Linked DNA regions of Homo sapiens: all the other regions are linked to region 3. A link is a loop called in an ENCODE intact Hi-C map of the cell type or tissue named here. Cell type or tissue: adrenal gland. All regions are shown on one strand. Each heading gives the region's core, and the rest is flanking DNA. Links, peaks and the distances in the headings are about the cores only.

Region 1 (10,119 bases), core at 2,799-7,798, 210 kb after region 3:
CTCTGTCGCCCAGGTAGAGTGCAGTGGCGCAATCTCGGCTCACTGTAAGCTCCGCCTCCCAGGTTCATGCCATTCTCCTGTCTCAGCCTCCTGAGTAGCTGGGACTACAGGCGCCTGCCACCACGCCCGGCTGATTTTTTTGTATTTTTTAGTAAAGACGGGGTTTCACCGTGTTAGCCAGGATGGTCTCAATCTCCTGACCTCGTGATCTGCCCGCCTCGGCCTCCCAAAGTGCTGGGATTACAGGTGTGAGCCACTGCGCCCGGCCTGTTTCAAGCCTCTCAAGTACCTCCTGCATTCCTATCACTCAGCATGCACCCTTTCCAGGCAGCCTCTTTTGTCCAACACACAAATGTGTTGTCAGACAATGGATTCCAATTTTGGGATTGGAAAAAAAAGATTCCCATTAGTAACGCAGGGAGAACACACAATCATTGTGGGGCTACATACTAATGTGAATAAATCAGCTCCTAACAGGCTCTCTCTGTTAGAAAAGTCACCAGAAGGAAACACACAGCAGTGTTAACCCCAGGTTAGCTCTGGCACTGGCAGTTACAGGTGATCTTTCTTTTCTTTTCTTTTCTTTTCTTTTTTTTTTTTTTTTTTTTTGAGATAAAGGCTCACTCTGTCGCCCAGGCTGGAGTGCAGTGGCATGATCTCAGCTCATCACAACCTCCGCCTCCCAGGTTCAAGCGATTCTCCTGCCTCAGCCTCCCGAGTAGCTGGGATACAGGTGCCTGCCACCATGCCCGGCTAATTTTTCTATTTTTAGTAGAGATGGGATTTTGCCATCTTGTCCAGGCTGGTCTTGAACTCCTGACCTCAGATGATCCACCCACCTTGGCCTCCCAAAGTGCTGGGATTACACAGGTGTAAGCCCCTGTGCCTGGCTAGAGACTGGTTTTTGTTGTTTTGTTGTTGTTGTTGTTTTTGAGACAGGGTCTCACTCTATCCCCCAGGTTGGAATGTGGTGGTGCGATCATAGCTCACTGCAGCCTTGATCGAGACCCTGGGCTCAAGTGATCCTCCCATCTCAGCCTCCCCAGTAGCTGGGACTACAGGTGCGTGCCACTATGCCCAGCTAGGGGCAGGGACAGTTTGTGAAAAGAGCCACTTGCTGCCATGTAGGACGAGCTCTCTCTCTCCGATGACCCCATCCAAATCCTTCTGGAGGACAGGGCCTGGGGAGGGACCCGTGCTCCGAAGCCCCAAAGCCCTCTCTGATGGAAACTGCCCAGTGATGGGCACAGCTCTACGTGTCTTCATCTTTCTAGGAGCCCAGAGGTTCTTCCAGATTTGGGGTGCCTCCTTAAGAGGGACCCCCAGAACACTGACACAGTCTGACCCCTGGAGTCAGGGGGTGGGGACAGGAGCTGATCCCTTGAACTTCCTCAAAAGGAGCAGAAAGCTGAAAATAACCAGAAAAGATGCTCCCCAGAGCCTTAAGCAAAGGAGCTCGTCTGAACAAATTGCGGGTTTTTCTCCTTTGCCGGCAACACGGCAGCCACAGCCCTCAGCCCTGCCTGCGGTGCCCACCTGAAGCAAACAGAGTGACTTTGCCAACCACAGTGACGTTCTGCATTGGTGTAGGTTTCAGGACAGAATGGAGCAGCCTGGGCGCTCCCACGAAGGTCAAGAAGGACATAAATGACAGAGCTGGCCAGCGGCCAGGACGCGGGGCCCATGGTGGGTTCTGGGGCAGTGGCCAGGGACCCTCCTGGGGGCCATTTGTCAGCACCAAGGAGGCTGCAGGGACCTGACTGCGAGTCTGTCAAGAAGAGGGCCGCAGGCAGCCTGGGGCATGGTGCCATGGTCTGGGCTTGGGGGTGGATGGTGGCCAATCCCAGAACGCATCTCTGCATCTCAGAAGGGGCCCAGGGAAGCCAGGGTGGGGTGGCTGAGGGTGGGGAGCTATGCAGATCCTGGCTCTTCAGACAAGGACAGCAGGGGCCTCCCCCGGCCCTGTTCCCTCAGCCTCTGCCAGGAGCAACTGAACCCTGTCCTGCCCTGTGCCACCAGCTGGGATGAGTTACCTTGCCCAGGAGAGTCTTCTATTTGGGGAGGGGTGTTTTGTGAGCAAAGTGCCCTGAAGCCAATGGGTCACTGTGCACACCATGAGGCGTTTCTTTCATTCTAAGGTGTCACTTAGTTACGGATTTCCAGGGGACAGGTGGCCAAATTAATGACCCTGGGCTGTGAAACACTCCAATTTTCTTTCTTTCTTTCTTTCTTTCTTTCTTTCTTTCTTTCTTTCTTTCTTTCTTGCTTGCTTGCTTGCTTGCTTGCTTTCTCTCTTTCTTTCCCTTCCTTCCTTCCTTTCTTTCTTTCTCTCTCTTTCCCTTCCTTCCTTTCTTTCTTTCTCTCTCTCTTTCTTTCCCTTCCTTCCTTTCTTTCTCTCTCTTTCTTTTCCTTCCTTCCTTCCTTCCTTCCTTTCTTTCTCTCTTTCTTTCCCTTCCTTCCTTCTTTCCTTCCTTCCTTTCTTTCATTCTTTCTTTCTTTCTCTCTCTCTTTCTTTTCCTTCCTTCCTTTCTTTCTATCTTTCTCTCTCTCTCTTTCTTTCCCTCCCTCCCTCCCTCCCTCTCTCTCTCTTTCTTTCTTTCTTTCTGACAGAGTCTCACTCTGTTACCCAGGCTGGAGTGTAGGGGTGCGATCTTAACTCGCTGCAATCTCCGCTTCCTGGGTTGAAGCGATTCTCGTGCCTCAGCCTCCTGAGTAGCTGGGAGTACAGGCACGCACCACCAAGCCTGGTTAATTTTTGTATTTTTTAAAGGAGACGGGGCTTTGCCATGTTGGCCAGGCTGGCCTCGAACTCCTGGCCTCGAATGATCCACCTGCCTTGGCCTTCCAAAGTGCTGGGATTACAGGCGTGAGCCACCGTGCCCCGCCCCTAACACTCCAATTTCATAAACACCACCACAGGGAAGGAATGGTCTTAGAATGAGTAGGTGGCTGCGTGTGGTGCCTCATGACTGTATTCCCAGCACTTTGGGAAACTGAGGTAGGAGGACTGCTTGAGCCCAGGAGTTTAAGACCAGCCTGGGCAATGTACCGAGAACCTGCCTCTACAAAAAGGCATAGTAGTGGGCACCAGGAGTCCCAGCTACTTGGGAGACTGAGGTGGGAGGATCACTTGAGCCCAGGAGGTTGAGGCTGCAGTGAGCTGTGATCCCACCACTGCACTCCAGCCTGGGTGACAGAGTGAGACCCGAACTCTAAAAGAAAAAAGAAAGAATGAGGCTGGGTGCAGCGGCTCATGCCTGTAATCCCAGCACTTTGGGAGGCCGAGGCAGGCGGATCACCTAAGGTCAGGAGTTCGAGACCAGCCTGGCCAACATGGCGAAACCTCATCTCTACTAAAAGTACAAAAATTACCCAGGCGTGGTGGCACGTGCCTGTAATCCCAGATACTCGGGAGGCTGAGGCAGGAGAATCGCTTGAACCTGGGAGGCGGAGGTTGCGGTGAGCTGAGATTGTACCACTGCACTCCAGCATGGGTGACAGAGTGAAACTCCATCTCAAAAAAAAAAAAAAAAAAGGAAGGAAGGAGGGAGGGAGGGAAGGAAGGAAGGGAGGGAAAAAAAAGAGAGAAAGGACCATGTATTGCCCAGGCAGAGCCTTATGGTTTACACTCACTGCTCTCGAACCTCACTCCCTGTACCTGCTGTTATCTCCGTGGGATGCAGGGAAGCCAAGGGCCTCTCTAGCACTTTCTCCATCCTGAGGTGCTGGGCAGCTCTCTCCTCAGGCTCTCTCGGGAGCTGTCTGTGCTTGGCCACCCTCCTTCCCCGGGGACATATCAGACTACACAGTGCCTGCTTCAGAGCAGACAGCGTTTGCTGGTGCGGGGTGTGTGTGTGTGTGTGTGTGTGTGTGTGCGCACGTGTCTATGTGTGTGTGTGTTGGGAGAGCCTCTGTCTGAAGGCTGAGGTCAGGAGCTCAGAGTCAAGCCGTCTGGGGGTGATGCTCCGGTCGCCCTCTCTAGATCTGACTGGCTTTTTCTTTTTCTTTCTTTCTTTTTTTTTTGACATGCACTCTCACTCTGTCGCCCAGGCTGGAGTGCAGTGGCGCGATCTCGGCTCACTGCAACGTCCGCCTCCCAGGTTCAAGTTAGTGTTCTGCCTCGGCCTCCTGAGTAGCTGGGATTACAGGCGCCCGCTACCATGCCCAGCTAATTTTTGTATTTTTAGTAGAGACGGGGTTTCACCATGTTGGCCAGGCTGGCCTCAAACTCCTGACCTCAGGTGATCCGCCTGTCTCAGCCTCCCAAAGTGCTGGGATTACAGACGTGAGCCACCTCGCCCGGCCTGACCGGCTTTATCGATTCACCATTTTAAATGGTGATGAATCGGCTCTCCCGCGGGGGAATGGCATGATTAGGAAACAGGTCGTTGAGAGGGGAGGGGTGGCCAATAAGAAGGCAGGCGGCCAGGAGGCCGTGGGGCTACAGACAGGGGAGGGAGCTGCCGCTGGAATGGAGTCCCACTGTGGCAAGGTCACCCTCTCCCCGGAGGGAGAGGCGCCCTCCGAGACCCACATTCATCCACAGGCGGTAACGAGAACAGAGTGAAATTCCCATTGTCGGAGGAAGCCAGGTTTCTCCACGGCCTCTGTTTGCCATTTTTGCATTGGGAGTTCATTCAAACTAGCACATTGGCGAAGCTCCCGGGTGCGACCGCCCAGCCCCCAAGGACACAGTCTGACCAGGGCACCCTCCCCCACAGCTCGCCAACCCACCAGCCCCGCAGATGTCTGCACAGTTGGGAGACTTCCACCACCTAGTGGCCGTGAAGAAAACCATCCACCCTCCTCAGAGCTCGGGGTTGGGAGGAGACTCAGGCGGCTCCTGAGGTCCTGATGGTCTATCCGTCTGTGTCTCGCAGCGTTAGGGTCCAGAGAAACACAGGAAAGGCAGGGCGGGGGCGGGGAGGGGTGCAGGGGAGCTCACCTGGCCCGGCCTGCCTCCCTTGTCTACCCAGCTTGCAGGGCCTCAGCAGCTCCAGGAGTCTGACAACAGCGCTCTGGGGAGGAAAATCTTACCAAGGAAGAGTTTGTAACTGTAGCATGCTTGTAAACTAGAATATTATTATTTTTTTTTTTGGTAGAGGCTGCGGCGGGTCTCAAACTGTTGCCCAGGCTGGTCTCGAACTCCTGGCCTCAAGTGATCTTCCTGTCTCAGCCTCCTGAGTAGCTGGGCATATCAGCCCACCTGGCTAATTTTTTTTTTTTTTTTTTTTTTTTTTTTTGAGCTGGAGTCTCGCTCTGTCGCCCAGGCTGGAGTGCAGTGGCGCGATCTCGGCTCACTGCAAGCTCCGCCTCCCGGGTTCACGCCATTCTCCTGGCTCAGCCTCCCGAGTAGCTGGGACTACAGGCGCCCGCCACCACGCCCGCCTAAGTTTTTGTATTTTTAGTAGAGAGGGGGTTTTACCGTGTTAGCTGGGATGGTCTTGATCTCCTGACCTTGTGATTCTCCTGCCTCGGCCTCCAAAGTGCTGGGATTACAGGCGTGACCCACCATGCCCGGCCACACCTGGCTAATTTTTTAATTTTTCGTAAAGACGGGGGTCTTGCTCTGTTGCCCAGGCTGGTCTTCAACTCCCAGCCTCAAGCAATCCTCTCACCTCGGGCTCTCAAAGTGCTGGGATTACAGGTGTGAGCCACTGTGCCTGGCCCCTAGGATACTATTTTATATTTCTAAAGATATCTGCATTATTTATTTATTTATTTATTTATTTTTGAGACAGAGTCTCACTCTGTCGTCCAGGCTGGAGTGCGGTGGCGCCATCTCGGCTCACTGCAACCTCCGCCTCCCGGGTTCAAGCGATTCTCCTGCCTCGGCCTCCCGAGTTGCTGGGATTACAGGCACGCGCCACCACGCTCAGCCAATTTTTTTATATTTTTAGTAGAGATGGGGTTTCACCACGTTGGCCAGGCTGGTCTCGAACTCCTGACCTTGTGATCTGCCTGCCTCGGCCTACCAAAGTGCTGCGATTCCAGGCGTGAGCCACCGCGCTCAGGCAATTTTTTGTATTTTTAGTAGAGACGGGGTTTCACCATTTTGGCCAGGCTGGTCTCGAACTCCTGACCTCGTGATCCGCCCGCATCAGCCTCCCGAAGTGCTGGGATTCCAGGCGGGACCCTCTGCGCCCACCGGGTGCTTGGCTTTAAAGGTGACTTGTCCTCCCGCCCACGCCATTCCTCAGAGTCACTGCAGGACTGAATGAATGGCGAGGGCAGGCGGGCAGGAGGCTCCAGGACTTCCTTCAGAGCCCGTTTCATTTTACTTAGGGCTTCTGCTAGTTAGTACCCGTGTGCTCTGGGATGCTGGTTTAAGCAGAAAATCCCAGCTGTTATTTCCAAAGCTGGTGGCGGAGTTTAGAAGTTTCTCGACTTAACATGCACCGTGCCTCCTCACACCGAGCGCAGATCCGCGCCCTGCAGACAGAGCTGTGCGCGCCAGGGAGCCAGTTCCCCAACCCTGCCGTTCTGCGGCCCTCGGTGGACTTCGGTCCGAACTCTCCCAGGTCCCCAGGCTCAGGCACAGGCTCAGCACTAAACGCACCAGGGAAGGTCAAGAGGAGGGCGCTGAGGGGACCTCCCCGAGGGAGAGGAAAGGCAGGGAAAAGTCTTCAGATTCCCTTGAGGAAAGGTGCTTCGCCGTCGCAGGGAGCCCAAGCACATTTCTGCGCTGACCCACTAAAAAGTAATGTCGCACAGGAAGAAAAAGCCACTTCTAAAAGCAGCAACAGGGCCGGGCGCAGTGGCTCACGCCCGTAATCTCAACACTTTGGGAGGTCGAGTCGGGTGGATCACCTGAGGTCAGGAGGTTTTTTTGTTTGTTTGTTTGTTTGTTTTTTGTGACAGAGTCTTGCTCTGTCGCCCAGCCTGGAGTGCAGTGGCGTGATCTTGGCTCACTGCAACCTCCGTCTCGCAGGTTCAAGTGATTCTTCTGCCTCAGCCTCCCGAGTAGCTGGGACTACAGGGGCGCACCACCAAGCCAGGCTAATTTTTTTTTCTTTTTTAGTAGAGACGGGGTTTCACCATATTGGCCAGGCTGGTCTCGAACTCCTGACCTCAGGTGATCCGCCCACTTCAGCCTCCCAAAGTGCTGGGATTACAGGCGTGAGCCACCGCGCCCGGCCGAGGCCAGGAGTTTGAGAACAGCCTTGGAAACATGGTGGAACCTCGTCTCTACAGAAACATGCAAAATTATCCAGGCTTGGTGGTGCGCACCTGTAATCCCAGCTACTCCAGAGGCTGAGGCAGGAGAACTGCTTGAACCTGAGAGGTGGAGGTTGCAGTGACCCAAGATCATGTCATTGCACTCCAGCCTGGGCTACAGAGCGAGACTCCCATCTCAAAGAAAAAAAAAATAAAATCAGAAGCAGAAGCTGTAACAGAAACAGAAATCAGCACAGGGAATAGTGGAGTCTTGTGTGTGTCCGAGGGATGACACGATGCTCAGCGTCTGCTCAGACAGACGGTGGCTGTGAGAAGCCCTGATGGGAGAGCTGCCAGCCTGGACAGCCGGCTGTGAAGACTCCACGCCAACCAACGTCCCGCAGGCCGCACGGAGATGGGCAGGACCGAAACACACAAGGCTTGGCCTTTGATGAAAAGGAACTCCCCAAGCCAGAAGGAAGTGTGTGATGAAGCAATTCAGCTCAGAGAAGGATGTGCTTCTAGAAGAATCGCCGCATCAGCACTATGTTTAAACTCACATGCTAATCCAAACATGGACCGGCAAGAACGCAGGCGGAACAGGTCCACCGTGTCCTGGCCCACGCACAAGCGGGCCAGCTGTTCCACCAACGCAATCATTCAGCTGCGGCGACACCCGGAGGGGCTCCCCTGTGTAATGCCCCCCACCCTGGGAGAGCTGGGTTTCTTTTTGTTTTCTTTTTTCTTTTTCTTTTTTTTTTTTTTGAGACGGAGGCTCACTCTGTCGCCAGGCTGGAGTGCAGTGGGCGATCTCGGCTTACTGCAAGCTCCACCTCCCGGGTTCAGGCCATTCTCCTGCCTCAGCCTCCCGAGTAGCTGAAACTACAGGCGCCTGCAACCACGCCCGGCTACTTTTTTGTATTTTTAGTAGAGACGGGGTTTCACCGTGTTAGCCAGGACTATCTCGATCTCCTGACCTCGTGATCCACCCGCCTCGGCCTCCCAAAGTGCTGGGATTACAGGTGTGAGCCACCACGCCTGGCCGAGTTGGGTTTCTTTAAAAGATTTTAGTCAGGCTTCTGGCATTTTGCTATAATATTCTAGGTAGAATTATAGGGCAATTTGGTACAAATTAGATGTTTAAGGCTGGGCTCGGTGGCTCATGCCTGTAATCCCAGTACTTCGGGAGGCCGAGGTGGGTGGATCACGAAGTCAGGAATTCGAGACCAGTCTGACCAACGTGGTGAAACCCCGTCTCTACTAAAAGTACAAAAATTAGCCTTGCGTGGTGGTGGGCACCTGTAATCCCAGCTACTCAGGAGGCTGAGGCAGGAGAATCGCTTGAACTTGGGAGGCAGAGGTTGCAGTGAGCTGAGATCGCACCACTGCACTCCAGCCTGGGTGACAGAGTGAGACTGTCTCAAAAACAAACCAAACAAACAAAAACAAATGAGATGTTCAGCCTGTGAGTAGGCAACAAAAAAATAGAACACAGGTTTTAATTTTAAGAGAGGGGGTCTTGCTATGTGGTCCAGACTGGCCTTGCCTCAAATTGCTGGTCTCAAGCGATCCTCCTGCCTTGGCCTCCCAAGAAGCTGGGATTATAGGTGTGAGCCACCACGTCCAATTCTTTAGCGTGTTATAAAATGCTGATAGCAATGGGCTTTCAGTCAGATTTGGTGGGGGAATGTAATCAGTATGTTCACCTGAAGCTCAGGCAGGCACACACACACACACTCACAGACACACACACACACACACATGCACGCACACTGGCAGCACCAAAAACAGCTTCACCTAAAATGAAGTGTTAAGAGGAATCTATTTACATTATAACTAACTATAGAAAGAAACGATGTAGAGGTGAGGAATCAAGACAGTCTCTTCACATTCTGAACTTTAGAAAGATTTCATTTTTCTTTTTTCTTTTTTTTTTTTTTGAGACAGAGCTGTGCTCTGTCACCCAGGCTGGAGTGCAGTGGCATGATCTCTGTTCACTGCAAACTCTGCCTCCCGGGTTCAAGCGATTCTCCTGCCTCAGCCTCCTGAGTTGCTGGGATTACAGGCACATGCCACCATGCCCATGTATTTTTAGTAGAGACGGGGTTTCACCATGTTGGTCAAGCTGGTCTCAAACGCCTGACCTTGTGATCCACCCGCCTTGGCCTCCCAAAGTGCTGGGATTACAATAGGCATGAGCCACCGCGCCCGGCCTCATTTTTCTAAATTAGAGACTTTCCTAGCTGGTTATTAGGGAAGGGTAAGAACTGGTCACATCTCAAAACCCTGAGATTGGTTTTGTTTTGTTTTTGTGCTTCAGAAAAACCCACAGATTGAAAAGGTATGACATAGGTGAAGGGTTATGACCTGGGTCAGAACTAAAAGATACGTCAGAAAAACCCTATCTGCTTGGCCAATGATTATCATGATATATTTTCAGTAAGAAATAAGTCATAAAAAAGAGAATTCTATGTAAAGCAGGGAGGCGACCCAAACAGAAGTCCCACGGTTTCCCTGCACGTTCTTTTTACATCTCCAACACCACAGAGCTGAAGCCGAACGGTCCCGCCTCTCTCTTAAGTACGCTTGTAAAATAACGCATTTGGATTTCCTGCTTGCTGGCCATGGTGTCACATGTCCGTTTCTTTTTCTTTTTCTTTTTTGAGACAGTCTCACTCTGTTGCCCAGGTGAGAGTGCAGTGGCATGACTCAGCTCACTGCAACCTCCACCTCCCGGTTTCAAGCAACTGTCCTGCCTCAGCCTCCAGAGTAGCTGGGATTACAGGCACCCACCACCACGCCTGGTTACTTTTTGTATTTTTAGTAGAGACAGGTTTTGCCATGTTGGCCAGGCTGGCCTCGAACTCCTGACCTTAGATGATCCGCCCGCTTCTGCCTCCCAAAGGGTTGGGATTACAGGCATGAGCCACCTCATGTACATTTCAAACAAGTGACTCGGTC
Region 2 (10,119 bases), core at 2,660-7,659, 84 kb after region 3:
CCACCACGCCTGGCTCTGCTGTTAGATTTTGAACAACTGCTTTAATGGGGTGGAGCAGTAGGTTCCTGGGGAGTGGAGACCAGACCACACAAGGTGGGTAAAGGCAGCTGTAGGCCTTTGCAGACCTCATGAAGTGTTGGCTTCTGGTCTAGCCTTGTGCTGGGTGCTGAGTGGGAAAGGAACAAGAGAGACCACTGTGGTTCTTTGCCTTCAAGACCACAAGACCTTGGGGACAAGAAGGTGGCTGGTTTTTCACTTTGGGGCCACTGCATGGCCCTGGGGTTTCTGAGATCCCACCTAGAACAGCTCCCACCCTGTAGCTGGGTGAGCAGGGGGCGGCTGCGTCCTGGGTCTCTGTCTGGGGTGGTGGGCGGGTGTCAGTGGGGACATGGGATATCAGATCCTAGGGCTCCCATGCTGACCCCTGTGTCCTTGGCAGATATCCCGCCCAGGTACCCGTTCCAAGCCCTGCCACCGCACTACGGGAGGCCCTACCCTTTCCTGCTGCAGCCCACGGCCGCCGCCGACGCGGACGGCTTGGCCCCTGATGTGCCGCTCCCGGCTGATGGGCCCGAGCGCCTGGCACTCTCACCCGAAGACAAGCCCATCCGCTTGTCCCCCTCCAAGATCACAGAGCCGCTGCGGGAGGGCCCGGAGGAAGAACCGCTGGCTGAGCGGGAGGTGAAGGCAGAGGTGGAGGACATGGACGAGGGCCCCACAGAGCTGCCGCCTCTGGAGTCGCCGCTGCCACTGCCCGCCGCGGAAGCCATGGCTACCCCCAGCCCTGCAGGGGGTTGTGGAGGTGGCCTGTTGGAGGCCCAGGCGCTGAGTGCCACCGGGCAGAGCTGCGCAGAGCCCTCTGAGTGTCCAGACTTTGTGGAGGGGCCTGAACCACGGGTGGATTCCCCGGGCCGGACAGAACCCTGCACCGCCGCCCTGGACCTGGGGGTGCAGCTGACACCCGAGACACTGGTGGAGGCCAAGGAGGAGCCGGTGGAGGTGCCTGTGGCGGTGCCCGTGGTGGAGGCAGTGCCCGAGGAAGGCCTGGCGCAGGTGGCACCGAGCGAGTCCCAGCCCACCCTAGAAATGTCAGACTGTGACGTGCCCGCCGGGGAGGGACAGTGCCCGAGCCTGGAGCCCCAAGAGGCCGTGCCTGTACTCGGCAGCACCTGCTTCCTGGAAGAGGCAAGCTCTGACCAGTTCCTGCCCAGTCTGGAGGACCCACTGGCTGGCATGAACGCCCTGGCGGCAGCTGCGGAGCTGCCCCAGGCCAGGCCTCTGCCCTCCCCGGGTGCTGCTGGAGCCCAGGCCTTGGAGAAGCTGGAAGCAGCCGAGAGCCTTGTCTTGGAGCAGAGCTTCCTGCATGGCATCACCCTGCTAAGTGAGATCGCAGAGCTGGAGCTGGAGAGGAGGAGCCAAGAGATGGGAGGTGAGAGTGCGCGACCTCTGAGTTCTGCAGATTCGTGAGTTTTAGTTTTGTGGTGATGGGGTCTTGCTGTGTTGCCCAGGCTGGAGTGCAGTGGCACAATCTTAGCTCACTGCAGCCTCAAACTCCTGGGCTCAAGTGATCTTCCCTCCCCAGCCTCCCCAGTAGCTTGGGCTACAGGCGTCCACCACCATGCCCAGCTAACTTTTTAAAAAGTTCTTTTTTTTAGAGATGGGGTCTTGCTCTGTTGCCCAGTCTGGTCTCAAACTCCTGGACTCAAGTGATTTTGCCCACCTTGACCTCCCAAAGTGCTGGGATTATAGGTGTGAGTCGCTCGCTGTGCCCGGCCTCTTAAACATTTTTTTATAAGATTTTTAAATTATGAAAAACCCGGAATATGGTTTATTCATATTAATTTTTTAAAAAATTGTGGTTAAGATACACATAACAAAATGTTCCATCTCGAGCATTTTTAAGCGTCCTGTTGAGTGAGTGGCATGTTAAGTGTGTTTGCACTGTGCAGCCAGTCTGTAGGTTTCCTGGTGGTGAAATTTCTCATTCTATTGATGGTGTGTTTTAGCAGGATTTCTTGGGTTGCAAGGAACAGAAACTCTCATTTAAATTGGTTTAGGCAGGAGAGAATTAATTGGCTCTTGGAACTGAAGTCCGGCAGTAATTAGGTAATTTCAGGTATGGCTGGATCTAGGTGTTCAAGCCAAGAAACCAAGTCTTTCTTTTCCTACACAGGCCCTTCCCTAGTCTCTCTCTCTCTGTGTCCCCGTCTCCTTCCCTCCTTCCCTCCTTCCCTCTTGCTGTTCGACTTTTCTCTCTGTTGGCCTCATTCAAGGCCGACTTACTGTCCTCACTGGGGTGGGGGGTGGTCTGTCAGTTCCTCCCAGGTCCCTGGGCCTGCTCAGCAGCCTTCCGAAAGAGGCCACCTCTTTCTTGCTAGCTTTGGCAAAAACACTGAGATTCATTCTCAAGGGCTGACTGCGGTTCATGCTTTGTTGTTGTTGTTTTTCTTTTTTTGAGCCATAGTCTCCCTCTATCACCCAGGCTGGTGTGCAGTGGTGTCATCTCGGCTCACTGCAGCCTCCGCCCTCCCGGGTTCAAGTGATTCTCCTACTTCAGCCTCCCAGGTAGCTGGGATTACAGGCATGTGCCACCATGCCTGGCTAATTGTTGTATTTTTAGTAGAGATGGGGTTTTGCCATGTTGGCCAGGCTGGTCTCGAACTCCCGACCTCAAGTGACCCGCCTGCCTTGGCCTCCCAAAGTGCTGGGATTACAGGTGTGAGCCACCGCTCCCAGCCTCGGTTCATGCTTTTTGCGGGCATCAAACTGAGTTCTGGGACATGGGCTGCGCTGATCATTACCTGTCCTTTGATCTGGGATGTGTTGCCTCTGGGGTGTAGGGAAGGGGGAGGGTAGTTCTCAAAGAGAATGGGATGCCTTCAGCAGAAAGGGCACTGAATGCTGGGCCAGACACAGAATGACTGATGTTCAGCATGGAAAACTGGGCCTAGAACTGGTTTGGAGGAAGGGCCGGGGCAACACCCGTTGAAGAGATGATATCCCTGCCAGTGTTTTAGTATATTTCCTCTAGAACACACATACACATATTTACTTCTCAAATTAAGATCTTTTTGTAAATAGTGTTCTGTAACCTGCCCTGCCCTTTTCACTTAAATTTTTTTTTTTTTTTTTTTTTTTTGAGACAGAGTCTCACTCTGTCACCCAGGCTGGAGTGCAGTGGTGCCATCTCGGCTCACTGCAACTTCCGCCTCCCAGGTTCAAGCGATTTTTCCTGCCTCAGCCTCCTGAGTACCTGGGATTACAGGCACGCACCACCATGCCTGGCTATCTTTTTGTATTTTTAGTGGAGATGGGGTTTCACCATGTTGGCCAGGCTGGTCTCGTACTCCTGACCTCAAGTGATCCACCCGCCTTGGCCACCCAAAGTGCTGGGATTACAGGCGTGAGCCACCGCGCCCGGACACTTTACTTAAAATGTTCTTTATTAAACATTTTTCAAAGCTGTGGGTTTTTTAATTTTTTTTTTTTTTTTACAAAAAGTAGAGATGGGGTTTCGCCATGTTGGCCAGGCTGGTCGCGAACTCTTGAACTCAAGTGATTTTCCCACCTTGGACTCCCAAATTGCTGGGATTACAAGCGTGAGCACCCGGCTTAAAGCTGTGGTTTTTAAAAAATCATTGTTTTAGGGACTGCCCAACTTTCTGCCTGGTGGTGGCCCTGGCCCTTGATGACCCAGTCTTAGATGGTCAGGCATTTTCGTCTGCTTTAAAACAAAGTTGTTTTTTTTTTTTCTCCGTTGCAAATAACATGATGGTTATCCTTGAAGAAAAAAAAACTTTGTCCGTATCTCTGATTTGCCTGGGATTGTATGCCCAGAGGTAGAACTGTTGGGTCCAAACAAGGCCACATTTTTCAAGGCTTTGTGACTGTCATGGTCAGATGGCCCTCAAGGAAGCCTGGAGAAGCCACGCTGCCATTGGCCTGTGTGAGCAACGCCCCCCTCCCCACTGGGAGGCACTTGTCCTAAAGTTCATTGCTGCTTTTCTCTCACGAAAATAGTTCAATAGAAACTTTTTTTTTTTTTTGGGTAGAAGAAAATCAAAATTCCCTTGGTTGGCCAGGCACGGTGGCACACGCCTGTAATCCCAGCATTTTGGGAGGCCGAGGCGGGCAGATCATCTGAGGTCAGGAGTTCGAGACCAGCCTGGCCAACATGGTGAAACCCCATCTCTACTAAAAATACAAAAATTAGCTGGGCGTGGTGGCGGGCACCTGTAATCCCAGCTACTCGGGAGGCTGAGGCAGGAAAATCACTTGAACCTGGGAGGCGGAGGTTGCAGTGAGCCGAGATGGTACCACTGCCCTCCAGCCTGGGCAACAAGAGTGGAACTCCATCTCAAAAAAAAAACAAAAAACAAAAAACATTCCCTTGGTCTTCCCACCTGGTACTGGTTTTGTTTTTGTTTTTAATTATTTCTGGGACAGAATCTCCCTCTGTTGCCCAGGCTGGAGTGCAGTGGTGTGATCTCCGCTCACTGCAAGCTCTGCCTCCTGGGTTCAGGTGATTCTCCTGCCTCAGCTTCCCAAGTAGCTGGGATTACAGGCACATGCTACCACATCCAGCTAATTTTTGTATTTTTAGTAGAGACGGGGTTTCCCCATGTTGGCCATGCTGGTCTTGAACTCCTGGCCTCAAGTGATCCGCCCGCCTCAGCCTCCCAAAGTGCTGGGATTACAAGTGTAAGTCACTGCACCCAGCCCAGAATTCTCCACCCTATTAGGACACCAGCCTTACGGAATGAAGGCCCACTGTCATGACTTGAACTTGACCACCTCTGCAAACGCCCTGTCTCCCACAGAGGTCACCTAATGAGGTTACTAGGGGTTAGGATTCTCGCATATTAAATTAGTGGGGACACGACTGAACCCATCACCACTGGCCTAGAGGTCACTTGGGCGTCCCTTGCCTGATCAGTTAAGAGCTTAGGGATAATAGGTTTGTGGGAGGGTGAAGGAGGTGACAGAGTTGTACCTTGGTCCCCTCTTGGAGAACAGAACAGCCCTCCATCCTTACCTGACATTGTAGACTCTTAAGTCTCGCAGGACCTCGAGGCGGGGGTATGGGGTGGGTGAGATGGTTTCAATCTAACATCAACCTTTGGGAGCTGATCAGGTTTGCGGCTTTGTGGCCTCAGTTTCCCTAAAGATATAAGAAGAGCGGCCAGCCGCGGTGGCTCACGCCTGGAATCCCAGCACTTTGGGAGGCCAAGGCAGGCGGATCACTTGAGGTCAGGAATTTGAGACCAGCCTGGCCAACATGGGGAAACCCCATCTCTACTAAAAATAAAAAAATTAGCTGGGTGTGGTGACACATACCTGTAGTCCCAGCTACTCAGGGGACTGAGGCAGAATTGCTTGAATCCAGGAGGCGAAGGTTGCATGAGCCAAGATTGGTCACTGCACTCCAGCCTGGGCGACAGAGTGAGATTCTGTCTCACAAAAAAAAAAAAAAAAAAAAAAAAAAGATATAAGAAGAGCAAAACAAGCATTCTCAACTAGGGATGATTTTGTCCCCCCAGGGGACATTGGCAACCACATTTTTGGTTGTCACAGCTTGGGGGGAGCACTACTGCCATCTAGTGGGTAAAGGCAGGGACTCAGCAAGACACCCTACAGTGAAGGCAGAGGACAAGCCCCCAGCAGAGATGCGAATGAATAGTGAAATGTGAATAGTGCCAAGGAAGAGAAGCTCCCCCTCAGCAGCATCATTAGTCATGTCTGTCTCTGGAACTTTGCACACTGCCAATAGAGAATATGGTTTTCGGCTCACCGCAGTCTCCGCCTCCCAGGTTCAAGCGACTCTCCTGCCTCAGCCTCCTGAGTAGCTGGCATTATAGGCATGCGCCACCAGGCCCGGCTAGTTTTTTGTATTTTTAGTAGAGATAGGGTTTCTCCATGTTGGTCAGGCTGGTCTCGAACTCCTGACCTCAGGTGATCCGCCCGCCTCGGCCTCCCAAAATGCTGGGATTACAGACGTGAGCCACCACACCCAGCCAAAAATTGGTATTTTAGATCACAAAGAAAATGTCAGCCGGGCATGGTGGCTCACGTCTGCAATCCCAGTACTTTGGGAGGCTGCGGCAGAAGGACTGCTTGTGCCCAGGAGTTTAAGACCCGCCCGGGCAACATGGCGAGACCCCATGTGCATTAAAAAAATGAAATGTCAATTGAAAAATTATAATAGAACTCATTTAAATTTGGTAGAGACTAAAGCAAGATCTCTGTGGTTGGAGCACCCTTCCTGGAGGGTAGGGGGAGTATTTATCAGAGAACTGCACACACCTGGTCATATTCATCACACTGGTGAGGCTCTTCCTGTCACACGTGTCCCAGCTATGTGCCCATGTGCTCCTATTACAAAAAGATAGGAGGCCGGACACGGTGGCTCACGCCTGTAATCTCAGCACTTTGGGAGGCTGAGGCGGGAGGATCACTTGAGCCCAGGAGTTCAAGACCAGCCTGGGAAACATAGCAAGACCCCATCTCTACAAAAAAATACAAAAACTAGCTGGGTGTGACGGCATGTGCCTGTGGTCCCAGCTACTCAGGAGGCTGAGGCAGGGTGATTGCTTGAGCCTGGCAGCTTGAGGCTGTGGTGACGTGTGATGGTGAACTCCAGCCAGGGTGGGGGACAGAGTGAGACCCTATCTTGAAAAGACAGGAAACAATCTAAATGCCATCAATGGGAGATGACTTAGATGAATCAAAACTCATCAATTCAAGAGTGTTCTAGGCTGCCCTTCCGCCCCCGCCCCCCCACATGATTCTGCGTAGGCTCCTTTGCACGTTTGGCCATTTAAAATTGCTGGCATTCTAGTGTTTTTGACCTTTAGAGATGGCAGTTTTTATAAGGTCCAAGCTCATAATGAGGAGGTAGATGTTTGCTTTGTGCTAATATGAGAAAAGACATTAAGCAGAAAAAAAGCAAAATGTGATACAGTATGTACTGATTGAGATCTTTTTTTTTTTTTTTTTTTTCCTGAGACAGCCTCCCTCTGTTGCCCAGGCTGGGGTACAGTGGGGCTATCATGCCTCCCCGCAACCTCTGCCTCCTGGGTTCAAGCGATTCTGGTGCCTCAGCCTCCCAAGTAGCTGGGATTACAGGTGGTCACCACCATGCCCAGCTAATTTCTGTATTTTTAGTAGAGAGGGGGTTTTACCATGTTGGCTAGGCTGGTTTCAGACTCCTGGCCTCAAGCCATCCACCCGCCTCGGCCTCCCAAAGTGCTGGGATTACAGGCATGAGCCACCGTGCCCAGCCTGAGATCGTGTGTGTGTGTGTGTGTGTGTGTGTGTGTGTGTGTGTGTGTGTGTGTGTGTTTTCTTTGAGACAGGCTCGCTCTGTTGCCCAGGCTGGAGTGCAGTGGTGTGATCATGGCTTACTGCAGTCTCAACTTCCTGGGTTCAAGTGATCTTCTTGCCTCAGCCTCCCGAGTAGCTGGGACTACAGGCACCCAGTTTACATTTATATTTTATTTAATTTTGTTTTTGAGCTGGAGTCTCGCTGTGTTGCCCAGGTTGGAGTGGCTCAATCTCAGCTCACTGCAACTTCTGCCTCCTGAGTTTAAGCAGTTCTTATGCCTCAACCCCCGAATAGCTGGGACTACAGGTGCTTGTTACCATGCCCAGCTAATTTTTGAATTTTTAGTAGAGACAGGGTTTCACCATGTTGGCCAGACTGGTCTCAAAACTGCTCACCTCAAATTATCCACCTGCCTTGGCAACCCAAAGTGTTGGGATTACAGGCGTGAGCCACTGCACCCGGCTTATTTTTATATTTTAAAGGATGCCCGTGGATGTCGTGTGCATTTGAATATGCATAATCATTTCTGGAACTGTCTACTGGAAACTGCACCCACAGTAGCCTCCCGAGGGAGGGACCTGTGTGTTGGAGGAGGAAGGAAGCGGGCTGTCTTTTTTTTTTACACCTTTCTGCTTGGTTTGTGTTTTTCATCCTGGGCTTTTTTCTGATTATAAGAGCTATGCATATTCACTATGGAAAAATGCACGTACAAATAAGTGGAAGGAGAGCCGTACTGCTGGAAAGAACCCTTCGGTCTTTGGAGGCCCTCCCTCTGGAGGCTTATGCTGTGCCTAGCCTGTACTCTGTGAATAGAGCACAGGACCCTGTGCCAGGCGTGCTGCCTTCTCTCCTGTTCGATTGATTGATTGATTGATTGAGATGGAGTCTCCCTCTGTCACCCAGGCTGGAGTGCAGTGGCGCCATCTCGGCTTACTGCAAGCTCCGCCTCCCAGGTTCTCGCCATTCTCCTGCTTCAGCCTCCCGAGTAGCTGGGGCTACAGGCGCCCGCCACCACACCCGGCTAATTTTTTTGTATTTTTTAGTAGAGATGGGATTTCACCGTGTTAGCCAGGATGGTCTCCATCTCCTGACCTCATGATCTGCCCGCCTCGGCCTCCCAAAGTGCTGGGATTACAGGCGTGAGCCACCACGCCTGGCCTATTTATTTATTTTTTTTGAGATGGAGTCTTGCTCTGTTGCTCAGGCTGGCATGCGGTGGTGCAAACTCAGCTCACTGCAACCTCTGCCTCCCGGGTTCAAGTGGTTCTCCCGCCTTAGTCTCCCGAGTAGCTGGGATTCCAGGCGTGTGCCACTACACCCGGCTAGTTTTTGTTATTTTTAGTAGAGGTGGGGTTTCACTGTTTCACCATGTTGGCTAGGCTGGTCTTGAACTCCCGACCTAAGGTGATCTGCCCGCCTCAGCCACCCAAAGTGCTGGGATTACAGGCGTGAGCCACCATGCCTGGCCTTCTCCCCGTTCTTGTTTAGAGATGCTCAGGACTTCCGGCATGTCACAAAGGCCTCTGTCTACTCAGCACCTTGGGGGATGGGCACGTGTGGCCTGGGGCCTGCGCTTGCTTTGGGCCTCGGCATCCCCGTTTGGGGTTGGGGAAGGGGTGGCAGCAGCGCCCTGTTACCTACCTCCTGTCCACAGGTGCGGAGCGGGCCCTGGTGGCGCGGCCCTCCCTGGAGAGTCTGCTGGCAGCTGGCAGCCACATGCTGAGGGAGGTGCTGGATGGGCCCGTGGTGGACCCACTCAAGAACCTGCGGCTCCCGCGGGAGCTGAAGCCCAACAAGAAGTACAGCTGGATGCGCAAGAAGGAGGAGCGGGTGAGCGGCTGGCTGCTTCCTCCCTGGGGTCCGCGGGGGAGGCTGGGTGGGAGGCCCCTCTGTGGAGGTGCCCTACTGCCTGGGGCGTGGCTGGCTTTGGCGCCAGAGAGGCCTGAGCTACGTTCAGCTCCTTGTGCTGATGTGCTGTGTGGTCCCAGTCAAGTGGTTGCCCTTCTCGGGGACTCAGTTTACCTGTCTGCTAGCATGTCAGGCTCATCACACAGGTCGCGGTGTGATCCACTGGAAACAGAGTAGCCCAGGGTCACATGTAGCTCTGGCCTTAGGTGCCCACGGGGCCTGGGGCTGCAGCATCCCCTTGCTGAGCCTTCCGTTTATAAATGACACAGTGGCCCTCACTGATGGAGCAGGTGTCACACGCAAGCACTGTGCTTCAGGCATGACATCTAATTGAGCACTGCCACAGCCCCGCAGAGCCAGCACAGGGTCCCTTGCATACGATGAGGCCATGGCCACAGTCAGGAGGTGGCAGCGGTGGGACTCGAGCCCCAGCTCCCAGTGCAGTCTCCCCTTCCTCAGGGGCACCCCTGGGTGGGCGGTGGGCGTCGTTAGGCAGTGGCATCCTCACCCCCTCCTCCTCTCCCGGTTCTTCCCCCAGATGTATGCCATGAAGTCCTCCCTGGAGGACATGGACGCCCTGGAGCTGGACTTCCGGATGCGGCTGGCCGAGGTGCAGCGCCAGTACAAGGAGAAGCAGCGTGAGCTGGTGAAGCTGCAGCGCCGCCGGGACTCCGAGTGAGTGTGTCCCCCGCCCGCCCCGTGGGGCCCCTGCCCCGGCCCACCAGGCCCCCAGGCGCGCAGCAGCCGTCGAGGTGTGCGTGGACCCGGCGCCGTGTGTGCATCGTGTGCCCGTTCTCCGCGCCCCGCCCGCCCCCCAGCGTCACAGCCAAGCGTGTGATTCTTTTTAAGGGACAGGCGCGAGGAACCCCATAGAAGCTTGGCACGCA
Region 3 (10,119 bases), core at 2,158-7,157:
AGGCACCATCTAGGGACATCCAAAAAGTTCTGTTTCCCACTTCCCCGAATTCACAGCCTGGGTTTGAGCCCCCCTGCGGGGAAGTGGATGGTCAGCAATCCCGGAGGATCTTCTCAGGACCGACTTGGCGCCATGGGAATGCAAACCCATAATAGGAGCCCATTCCCACCGAGGGGATGGCACTGTCCTGTGGGGAATCAGGGAGGACAGGAGGGGCTGGGCTTGTGGAATTGCTTCTGACGCCAGTGAAGCCAGTGGCGAGCAAGGAGACTAAGGTAGTGCTCCCACGAGAGTGCTCCTTGATGCTACTCCCCAGATAGGCTCCCCAAGAGTACTCCCTAGAGTACTTCCCTGAGGGTGCTCCCCAAGTATGTGGCCTGAGAATGTTCAAGTATGTGCCCTGAGTGCTCCTTGAGAGTGCTACCCAAGCATATGCCCGAGAATACTCCCTGCAGGTGCTCCCGATACTGCTCCCCAGATATGTTCCCCCCCAAGAGTGCTCCCCAGATATGCTCCCAAAGAGTACTCCTTGGAGTGCTCCTCTGAGAGTGCTCTCAAGATAATCCCCAAGAGTCCTCCCCAGTAGTGCCAGGGTTGCTCCCTGAGCAAGAGGATAGGAAGCCAGCCTCGAGTTTGCTGATGAGGCTAACCTCACAGCAAACTCCTAAAGTGACGGCGTGGAAGGTGGCACTCGGAGTGCCAGTGTGACTGGGATCACTCTTAGAGCACCACCCTCCAGGCTCTGGTTTCCCCAACTGTAGGGGTGAGGGCGGCATTGGTAAGCAAACTCTACCCTTTAGGATTCGAGAGATAGAAAATCCCAAACAACAGCGGCTTAGCCAAGCAGCGCGTCCTCTCTCACTGGCAGCTCGGGTGGCCATCTGCGCTGATGGGCAGTGGGGGAGGCGTCTTATGCCCTGGGGACGCCTTCTCCTCCGTGAGTCCCCACTCTGCAACCTGGGTGCTGATGGGGCCCTGCAGGCTGGAGGGTGTCCCTGTCCTCGGCTCCCAGGCTCTGTTGCTCCCTCGCTGTGTGCCCTGGGGCAGCTTCCTGAACCTCTCTGAGCCTCACTCAGGGCCCCATCTGTAAAATGAGGTTCTTTCTTTTCACTCATTGAGGAACTCATTTCTTTCCTCCTGCTTCTCAGAAATCAGTCTGGATGGGTAACAAGACATCAAACTGATACTAATCCAGTGGCCTCTGGAGTGGATGCACAAGATCATTTACTCACGTGAGAAAAAAAAAATAACACTTTCTTTTTAAGTTATTCTTTTCTATAAAATAAGAATAAAACAGCCGAGGCAGGAGGATCACTTGTGGCCAGGAAGAGTTCAAGACCAGCCAGGGCAACATAGTGAGACCCCATCTCTACAATAATCAGAAATCTTAAAAAATTAGCCGGATGTGGCTCGGCACCGTGGCTCACACCAGTAATCCCAGCACTTTGGGAGGCGGAGGCAGGTGGATCATGAGGTCAGGAGTTCGAGACCAGCCTGGCCAACACGGTGAAACCCCATCTTTAATAGTAATACAAAAATTAGCCAGGTTTGGTGGCAGGCACCTGTAATCCCAGCTACTCAGGAGGCTGAGGCAGGAGAATCGCTTGAACCTGGAAGGCAGAGGTTGCAGTGAGCTGAGATTGTGCCACTGCACTCCAGCCTGGGCAAAAGAGCAAAACTCCGTCTCAAAAAAAATAAATAAATAAATAAATTAGCCGGGTGTAGTGGTGCATGCCTGCAGTCCCAGCTACTTGGGAGGCTGAGGCAGAAGGATCGCTTGAGCCCAGGAAGTGGAGGCTGCAGTGAATCATGATTGTGCCACTGTTCTCCAGCCTGGGTGACAAAGCAAGACTCTCAAACCAAACAAACAAAAACTTTGCAGGCCAGTAGCAGTGGCTCATGCCTGTAATCCCAGCACTTTGGAGGCTGAGGCAGGAGGATCACTTGAGCTCGAGTTCAAGACTAGCCTGGGCAACACAGTGAGACCCTCTCTCTAAAAAACAACCAACCAACCAACCAAACTTTGCTAACATTGAATGTACAGATTTGCCTGACTTGTGCTGGTAGGGATCTGGAGCAATCACATTTATCTGAGGCCCCGGCTGTATGGCTCTGTGCAAGCTGCCCCTTTCCTGAGGCCTCAGTTTCCCCCTCCTCCTTTGGGAGGAGACACAGAACAGTCCATGAGATGCTTGGAACAGTGCCTAGAAGGGAGCCGCCGAAAGTCGTAGCTGTCCCTGTCCCATGGGAGAGGTGGATCCTCCCAGGGGAGGAGGGCCGGCCCGAGGTGCTCTGCTCACCCTTTGACTTCGTGTTTGGGACACTCGGAGGCTGGCGTGCGGCCGAATAAGTGGATCTATAGATTAACAAAACTAATCCTAATGAGATGGGTGTATGGCTTAAGAAGATTCTTGCTAAAAAAAAAAAAAACAAAACCTTCCCCCCACGCAAACCCACAAAATCCATCTCAGATTAGAGAGGAATGGTGCAAGCCTCTTGCTCCTTGGAACCCGAGGAGACAGTGGGGGTGACAGTGACGTCATCACATGCTGGCCTGTTGCTATTGGCTGGATGGCCAAGAAGTACCACCCAGTGACCCCCAGCAGGAAGAGGCCCAAATCCATGACATCATCCAGAAGATCCTTTCAAAAAGGGATTTGTCCCCAGTGCCCTTCACAGTCACTGCTGGGAGGAAGAGAGGGGTTTAGAGATGTTTCTTGGCTGGGCACGGTGGTTCACACCTGTAATCCCAGCACTTAGGGAGCCCAAGGCTGGAGGATCACTGGAGCCCAGGAGTTGAAGACCAGCCTGGGCAACACAGCAAGACTCTGTCTCTATATAAAAGAAAATTTTAAAAATAAAGAGAGAGAGAGATGGAGAGACAGAGACAGACAAATAGGCAGAGACAGAGAGAGAGGCAGATGGAGACAGAGATAGCAAGGCAGAGACAGAGATCGAGACAGACTGAGACAGAGATAGAGAGACAAACAAGACAGAGACAGATGGAACTGACAGATTAACCGGAGCGGGGAGAGGAGGCGGGAGGGCCGGGAAGCTGAGCCTGGCGGGCAGGACCTGGAGGCTGACCAGGCCTGGGGCCTCCCCGGGCTGATGCGTGGCCACTATTTCCAAGGCGTGGCCAGACTGGCCCAAGCTCCCCTGATGTTCCGGCCTCTCTGGGCAGAGCGGGGCGGGGCAGGGCACTCAGTGTGCCCTCTGTGTGGGGACAGGGTGGGTCTGCACCTTGGAGGGGAGGAGAGGGGGGCAGGTTCCAGCCCTCTTTCCCCCATGGGGTCAGCTGAGGTTTGGGGATTTCAGGGACATTCCAGGTGCGGGTGCAGCAGCTGCCACCAGACTGCGGGGTGTGGGGCCAGGGACAGGCATAGACCAGGCCCCCAGGAGCGGCTGGGCTCTGAGCCGTCCCTAGGGTGTGGTGGGCATCAGGGGCAGGGCTGGCCACCCCCTCGGCCCCTGCAGTGTGGCCAGGCATTGCCAAGCCATGGGGTCAAGTGTGCCCACCCGCTCCAGTGCAGATGGGGAGACTGAGGCCCCGAGAGGTGGTGGCCAGCCCAGGACCACAGGCCACCCTGGGGCAGGCAGGAGGACCAAGGCTCTGTCTCTTGAGCTCGGCCTCTCCACACAGCCTCCCTCCAGGTGGTTCAACGTCCATGACCAGCCCCCGTCACTCGAGGAGCCACTTGGGGGTCTCCAGGGAGGTCCCTTAAGCCCTCTCCTGTGCACTGCGTCCCTGGCTGTGCCACGCTGGGTACGTGGGCTCAGGTTGTGCCCCAGGACTGCCTCTGGGCAAAGTGGTGGCCCAGCTGCTCCCTGCAGACCCTGGGAGGAGGGGAGAGTGGGGATGGGGAGGACCCTCCTGGGGTGGGACTGGGGCCTGGAGTGGGAGGGTCAAGAGGATCAGGGCAGCAGACACCTCCTAGGTCGGCCCTGGGCTCAGCCCTGGACACGTGGGGATCCTGAAATCATGGCAGCACCACGGAGGAGGCCTGGCTGGGATGGGACAGTCCCCAGGCCATGACAGTGTGAGGAACACAGAGCAGGGTTTGGGGAGGTCACAGCCGGCGGAATGTTCTGGAAGGCTTGGCTGAATCACTGTTAGCAAGACTGAGGAAGCTGGAAAAAGCATTCTGGGGAGGGAGCCGCAGGTGCAGAGCCCCCGGGTGGGAACCGCAGGGCCGTTTATGGGGCTGGCAGTGCAGCTTGGTGGGACCTGCGCCTCTCCCTGAGGCACAGCGCGGGCAGGACAGGTGTCTGTGTGTCTGCGAAAGCCTGCTGAGTCTGTGGGGGCCACAGAGAAGCTGGGGATGGGGCTGAGCTGTGACAGCGCCAAGGTGACAGGTGACTGTCCGGGTGACGGGAGATAGGCTCCGTTCAGGGCATGGTGAAGGACTTGGGGTGAAGTGGACACAGGCCAGGGGGACTGAGCAGAGGGACCCAGAGGAGCTGGAGGGGGGTGGCGGGAGGTGGGGCCCCTCTGAGCTGAGGCCTGGGGCCCCACACAGTGGGGGTGGAGTCGTTGTGTCTGAGATGGGAACCTTGAAGGCCTGCGGGGAGGTGATGTCTCAGCTGGAGTCACTGACTGGGGGCTGGGTGAGAACTCCAAGCTCTCGGAGCCGTTGGACAGGAGAAGGGGAGAGAGTAGGAGGGGACCTAAGCCGGGCACAGGAGTTTCCTGGGGCTGAGAGTTTCCCATGAGGAAAGAAGATGGTGGGTCAGGCGGGTGTGCTCCGCCCCCAGTGCCTCCACACCCCCCACCCTCCAGCCTGGGTGAACCCACCCATCCCAGCCTTGCTGGGGGCTGAGAGGCCCAGCCTGGGTTGCTATGGTGATGGGATGCGTGGCCAGCAGGTGTCACCAGAGCCTGCAGAATCTGGAAGGAGCAGGCGCGGACTGGTGGGGGGCGCCTGTGGGACCCTCTCCTGGGGCCCCCTCCAGCCAGACCAGGCCCAGAGAGGTGCCCTCAGAGCCACCTAGGCCAGGAGCCGGAGACACAGCCCCGCCATTGGGGACACAGCCCAGGACAGCAAGGAGCTCTGGTTGGGATCACGGGAGGGGGATGTTGGCTCAGGGGGAACCCTGTGAGGAGTTTCCAGTCGGCAGGCCTGTGAGAAGCCGGTTCTACCACCGTGGGATCCTGGGCCTCATTTTCCCCGTCTGTAAAATTGTGCCCAGGCCTTGCCCAGAGCAGGGAACCAGTAAGACTTAGAAGTGGCCAGGTGCAGTGGCTCATGCCTATAAACCCAACCTTTTATTTTGTTTTATTTTTTTGAGACGGAGGCTCGCTCTGTCGCCCAGGCTAGAGTACAGTGGCACGATCTTGGCTCACTGCAACCTCCGCCTCCCAGGTTCAAGCAATTCTCCTACCTCAGCCTCCCGAGTAGCTGGGATTACAGGCGCACACCACCATGCCTGGCTATTTTTTGTATTTTTAGTAGAGACAGGGTTTCACCATGTTGGCCAGGCTGGCCCCAAACTCCTGACCTCAAGTGATCTGCCTGCCTTGGCCTCCCAAAGTGCTGGGATTACAGGCGTGAGCCACCGTGCCTCGCCTAAACCCAGCTTTTTGGGAGGCCAAGGTGGGAAGACTGCTTGAGGCCAGGAGTTCAGGACTAGCCTGTGCAACATAGCCAGACTCTATCTCTAGAAAAAATTTAAAAATTAGCTGGGGATGGTGGTGCACATCTGCAGTCCCAGATACCTGGGAGGCTGAGGCAGAAGGTTGCTTCAGGCCAGGAGTTCAAGACCAGCCTGGGCAACATAGCCAGACTCTGTCTCTAGAAAAAATTTAAAAATTAGCCAGGTGTGGTGACGCACGCTTTCGATCCCAGCTACTTGCGAGGCTGAGGCAGGAGGATTGCCTGAATCTAGGAGTTTGAGGCTGCAGTGAGCTGTGATCGCGCCACTGCACTCCAGCCTGGGTGACAGAGCAAGACCCTCTCTCTAAAAAAAAAAAAAAAAAAAAAAGGAACTTCAAAGTATCTCTGGATCAGAAGCCACTTTGACCCAGGAAGCAAGGCACACGCACATGCACACGCCTTTGCACACACGTGTCCGCGGCGTATACAGAGGCACAAGTCTGAATTTCACTGCATTTCACTTCTTGGTTTGAATCTCCTGACAGGGCCTCTGAGGTCAGAGCCCCAGGCCTAGAACACGAATTCCACTGTCTAGAACCATCTACTGAGGCCCCAGGGAGGAAGCTTGGGCCAGGCAGGTCCTGGCTTTTAAAAAATTTGTATATATATACATATATACACACGTATATATATACACGTATATATATACACGTATATATATACACACGTATATATATACACGTATATATATACACACGTATATATATACACGTATATATATACACACGTATATATATACACGTATATATATACACACGTATATATATACACGTATATATATACACACGTATATATATACACGTATATATATACACACGTATATATATACACGTATATATATACACACGTATATATATATACGTGTGTATATATATGTACTTTTTTTTTTTTTTTGGCAGAGACAGAGGTCTCACCATGTTGGTCTTGAACTCCTGGCTTCAAGCGATCCTCCTGCCTCTGTCTCTCTAAGTGCTGGGATCACAGGTGTGAGCCACCGTGCCCAGTCCTGGCTTTACTGCTCCTGCTACGCACCCCTCTCTGAGCCTCAGAGGGGTCCCTGGCCTTGACATCTCCCCCCGGCTGGGCCATAGGACAAGGCCTGGTGACTGATGAATGAGGAAACTAGGTGGGGCCTCTGGAGAATGATGGAGGGCACGGTGGCTGGCGAGCAATTCCACCCTGGAATTAGGTGAATCTGCGGGCTCCCTCTAGCCCAGTCTCCCTCCCCTCCCCAGCCTTCCCCTCCTCTCCTCCCAGGAATGCTGCCAATGCTAGGGATATGCCGAGGCCTGCTCTTCTCCTAAATGAAGTCTCCGCTGCCGGCATTAGCTTACTTTCTGCAGAAAGCAAATTAAAGGGGCTGCTGAGGAAGGTATTTGGATCCTTGGGGCCGCTCCCAGAGTCCTTGCACCTGTCCAGGGGTGGATCTGGCCTGGGGGGCCACCATGGTTCCAGGGCCCCAGTCCCAGGCCCCTTCCTGGAATTCCCCTTCCCAACCCCTGCTCCTGCACGTCCAGCTTTCTTTTCAAAGTCTCGCCGGCCAAAGTGGGGAGGGGGGACTTGCCTGCTTCGTGCCTGGGGCCCTAGCATCAAAATGGCCAGTCGCCTGTCCCTCTGCGGGCTGTTTTGGCCTCTCAAGGTTACAGACCGTGTCTTTAAGTCTCACTGTATATTTTTTCTGATTATAAAAGCAATCAATTTTACCATAGAAATGTCAGGAAATAAGGCTGGGGGTGGTGGCTCATGCCTGTAATCCCCAAGATTTGGGAGGCTGAGGAGGATCACTGGAGGCCAGGAGTTCAAGATCAGCCTGGGCAACAGAGTGAGACCCCATCTGTACAAAAAATACAAAAATTGGCCAAGCATGGTGATGCATGCCTGTCGTCCCAGCTACTTTGGAGGCTGAGGCAGGATCACTTGAGCCCAGTAGTTGGAGGCTGTGGTGAGCTATGATGGCGCCCTGCACTCCAGCCTGAACAAGAGTGAGACCCTGTCTACAAAAGAAAAAAGGCAGTGCCTGCGTCTACCCCCTGCCTCTCTTCGGTCCATTTTTCTCCCTTTGTCTTAGGAGTCTGAGGCTCTGGCCCACCCCTCCCCACCTTCAGTGTGTTTCCTTCCACGGGGTGAGGTACAAAGAGGGAGGGCTGGGGTCAGGGCTGGGCACAGGGCGGGATGAGGTGGGTGAGGGTACCCGTGAGCTTCTCGCCAGGTCTCCTGCCCCACCCACAACTCCCCCAGCCGCTGAGGAGCCCCCAGCAGAGCTGGGGTTGAAGAGGCAGCTTGTCCCCCGACCTTCAGGAATGGCAGCCTGCAGCAACTGGAACAAGGCCCCACCGTAAAGCTCTGTGTGTCCCAGGTAAGGCTGAGAGAGAGAAAAAAGACCCCGACAGCTTTTGTCTGTTTCCTGGCAGGGATGGGGTTCTAAGCTCTCTTTGTCTAGCTGGGGAAGTGGCTTGTAGACCAGGTCAAGGGACAGAAAGCACGAATTCATCCATCCATTAGCCTATCTGTCTGTCTGTTTATCTATCTATCTATCTATCTATCTATCTATCCATCCATCCATTCACCCATCCACCCACTCTTCCGTTCACCTACCCACCCACCCACCCACCTGTCCATCCATCTACCCACCCATCCACCTATCCATTCACTCATCTATCCACTTCTCCATCCATCCATCCATCCATCCATCCACACACTCATCCATCCATCCATCCATCCACTCACCCATCTACTCATTCACCCACCGATCCACCTACCCACCCACCCACCCATCCACCCATCTACTCATCCATCCAAACACCCAATGTGGTAGCGTGTGCCTGTGGTCCCAGCTACTCAGGAGGCTGAGGTGGGAGAATCGCTTGAGCCCGGGAGTTTGAGGCTGCAGTGAGCTATGATTGTGCCACTGGACTCCAGCCTCAGTGACAGAGCAAGAGCCTGTCCCTTAAAAACTAAAAGAAAGTGGCAGTTTTGGAGAGCAAATGCAGCCAGGCCAGTGGCTGGAGAGGCCCCAAGTGGTACTAGAGCAGGTGGCTGTGGGATTGGGTGTTCTGTGTGGGCCTCCCTTGGCCATTCCTGGTCAGCAGTGGTTCGTGAGTTCTGGGCCACCAACCCTCCCTGTATCCTCTTTAGCAAAGTGGAGGGGCCTACAGGGTCACCAGCCCCCTGGGATATGCTGAGGGGGCAACTCTGGGCCAGGAACCCCTCACTGGGTGGGCACGCAGGGCAGGTGCCCTGGAGACCTGTCCCCCAGAATAGCCCCCTGGTATGCCCCTTCCTGGCCAGGCCCCGTTGGGTAAAGGGGGGCATGGTGGAGAAGGTGGGAGGGAATCAGGAAGGACCCCACCTCGGAGCACCAAGTCCTGTCCACCCGGCCCCACCACACTTTGATCTCAGAGCCCCCAGGGGTGGGAAGGAACCCATTTTCAGAATCCATTTCCTCCCTGTCAGTTACAGGGAAATCAGAAGAGAGAGACAATGCCAGAAAAAAACAAACAAAACAAAACAGAAAACCCTCCACAAACCATTAAAACATCCCCTCTCCCCGGCACTCCACCCTGGCCTCAGCATTGTTTTCCAGAGATTTCTTGGGTGAGAAGAATGAAATTCAGTTCAAAGAAATGTTTATGGAAAACAGTGTCCAGTGTCCAGTGCTGGCGGGGCAGTGGGGTCCTCTCCTGGGAGGAGCCTCGGCCTGTCGGGGGGACGGCTCTGAGAGTCCCCTCCTGTGTCCCCCATGGGGTGGGGCGCTGCAGGGAGCACTGCAGGTCGAGGGAGCAACGCTCAAGGTCAGTGCCCAGCAAGCTGAGGTAGGAGGCTCCGGGTATCCAAGAGCAGCCAGACCTCCTAGGGAGATGGGCGGGTGGCCACAGCCTAGGTTGCTTCTAATGACAGGAGTTTGCTCTTGCACAGTGCTGGAGGCCAGCAGTCCGAACTCAAGGTGTGGGCAGGGCTGGCTGCTTCTGGAGGCCGTCGGGGAGGCTCCGTTCCAGCCCTCCCTGCAGCTTCCCGAGGCTCCAGAAATCCTCGGTGTTCCCAGGCCTGTAGCTGCATCGCTCCCATCTGTCTCCGTCGTCACATGGCCTTCTCTGTGCCTGTGTCCCCTCCTTTTCTTTTCTTTTTTCTTTGTTTTTTTTTTGAGATGGAGTTTCTCTCTGTCACCTAGGCTGGAGTGCAATGGAATGATCTCAGCTCACTGCAACCTCCACCTCCCAGGTTCAAGTGATTCTCCTGCCTCAGCCTCCCGAGTAGCTGGGACTACAGGCACCCGCCACCACGCCTGGCTAATTTTTTGTGTTTTTAGTAGAGACGGGGTTTCACCATGTTAGCCAGGATGGTCTCGATCTCCTGACCTCATGATCCGCCCGCCTTGGCCTCCCAAAGCGGTGGGATTACAGGTGTGAACCAGCCCGCCCGGCGCCCCTCCTTTTCTTGGAAGGACACCGGTCACTGGATTTAGGGC

Evidence for each region. Hi-C counts contacts between places; a loop is a spot of excess contacts. Peaks named below come from ENCODE experiments on the same cell type or tissue, not always from the same donor. Only the 100,000 strongest peaks of a DNase experiment are listed, where the experiment ranks them.
Region 1: it touches region 3 in a loop (2.6-fold over the local background); 79 of 110 quality-filtered maps call a loop at or near these places.
Region 2: it touches region 3 in a loop (2.2-fold over the local background); 79 of 110 quality-filtered maps call a loop at or near these places.

The regions. Positions count from the first base shown.
Region 1 is chr7:5,235,024-5,245,142 of GRCh38, reverse strand. No RefSeq gene overlaps it. Among named protein-coding and RNA genes, the nearest start is that of SLC29A4, 43 kb to the left of the region's middle. RefSeq lists enhancers at 4,068-4,157, 4,631-4,925. In adrenal gland, for the core only: a CTCF peak has its summit at 4,745 (motif pointing left); DNase peaks (open chromatin) are centred at 3,833 and 4,632; H3K4me3 peaks cover 1,050 bases; H3K27ac peaks cover 1,118 bases.
Region 2 is chr7:5,361,685-5,371,803 of GRCh38, reverse strand. It overlaps TNRC18 (trinucleotide repeat containing 18), which reads left to right. Exons shown (of 30, transcript NM_001080495.3): 11 at 440-1,429; 12 at 8,979-9,154; 13 at 9,771-9,907; 14 at 10,082-10,119. Among named protein-coding and RNA genes, the nearest start is that of TNRC18-AS1, 53 kb to the left of the region's middle. In adrenal gland, for the core only: a CTCF peak has its summit at 5,593 (motif pointing left); a DNase peak (open chromatin) is centred at 5,677; H3K27ac peaks cover 1,770 bases.
Region 3 is chr7:5,445,617-5,455,735 of GRCh38, reverse strand. It overlaps a transcript of FBXL18 not described here. Among named protein-coding and RNA genes, the nearest start is that of LINC02983, 22 kb to the right of the region's middle. RefSeq lists enhancers at 1-31, 3,400-4,105, 9,193-10,025. In adrenal gland, for the core only: CTCF peaks have their summits at 4,689 and 4,889 (motif pointing right); DNase peaks (open chromatin) are centred at 3,197 and 4,845.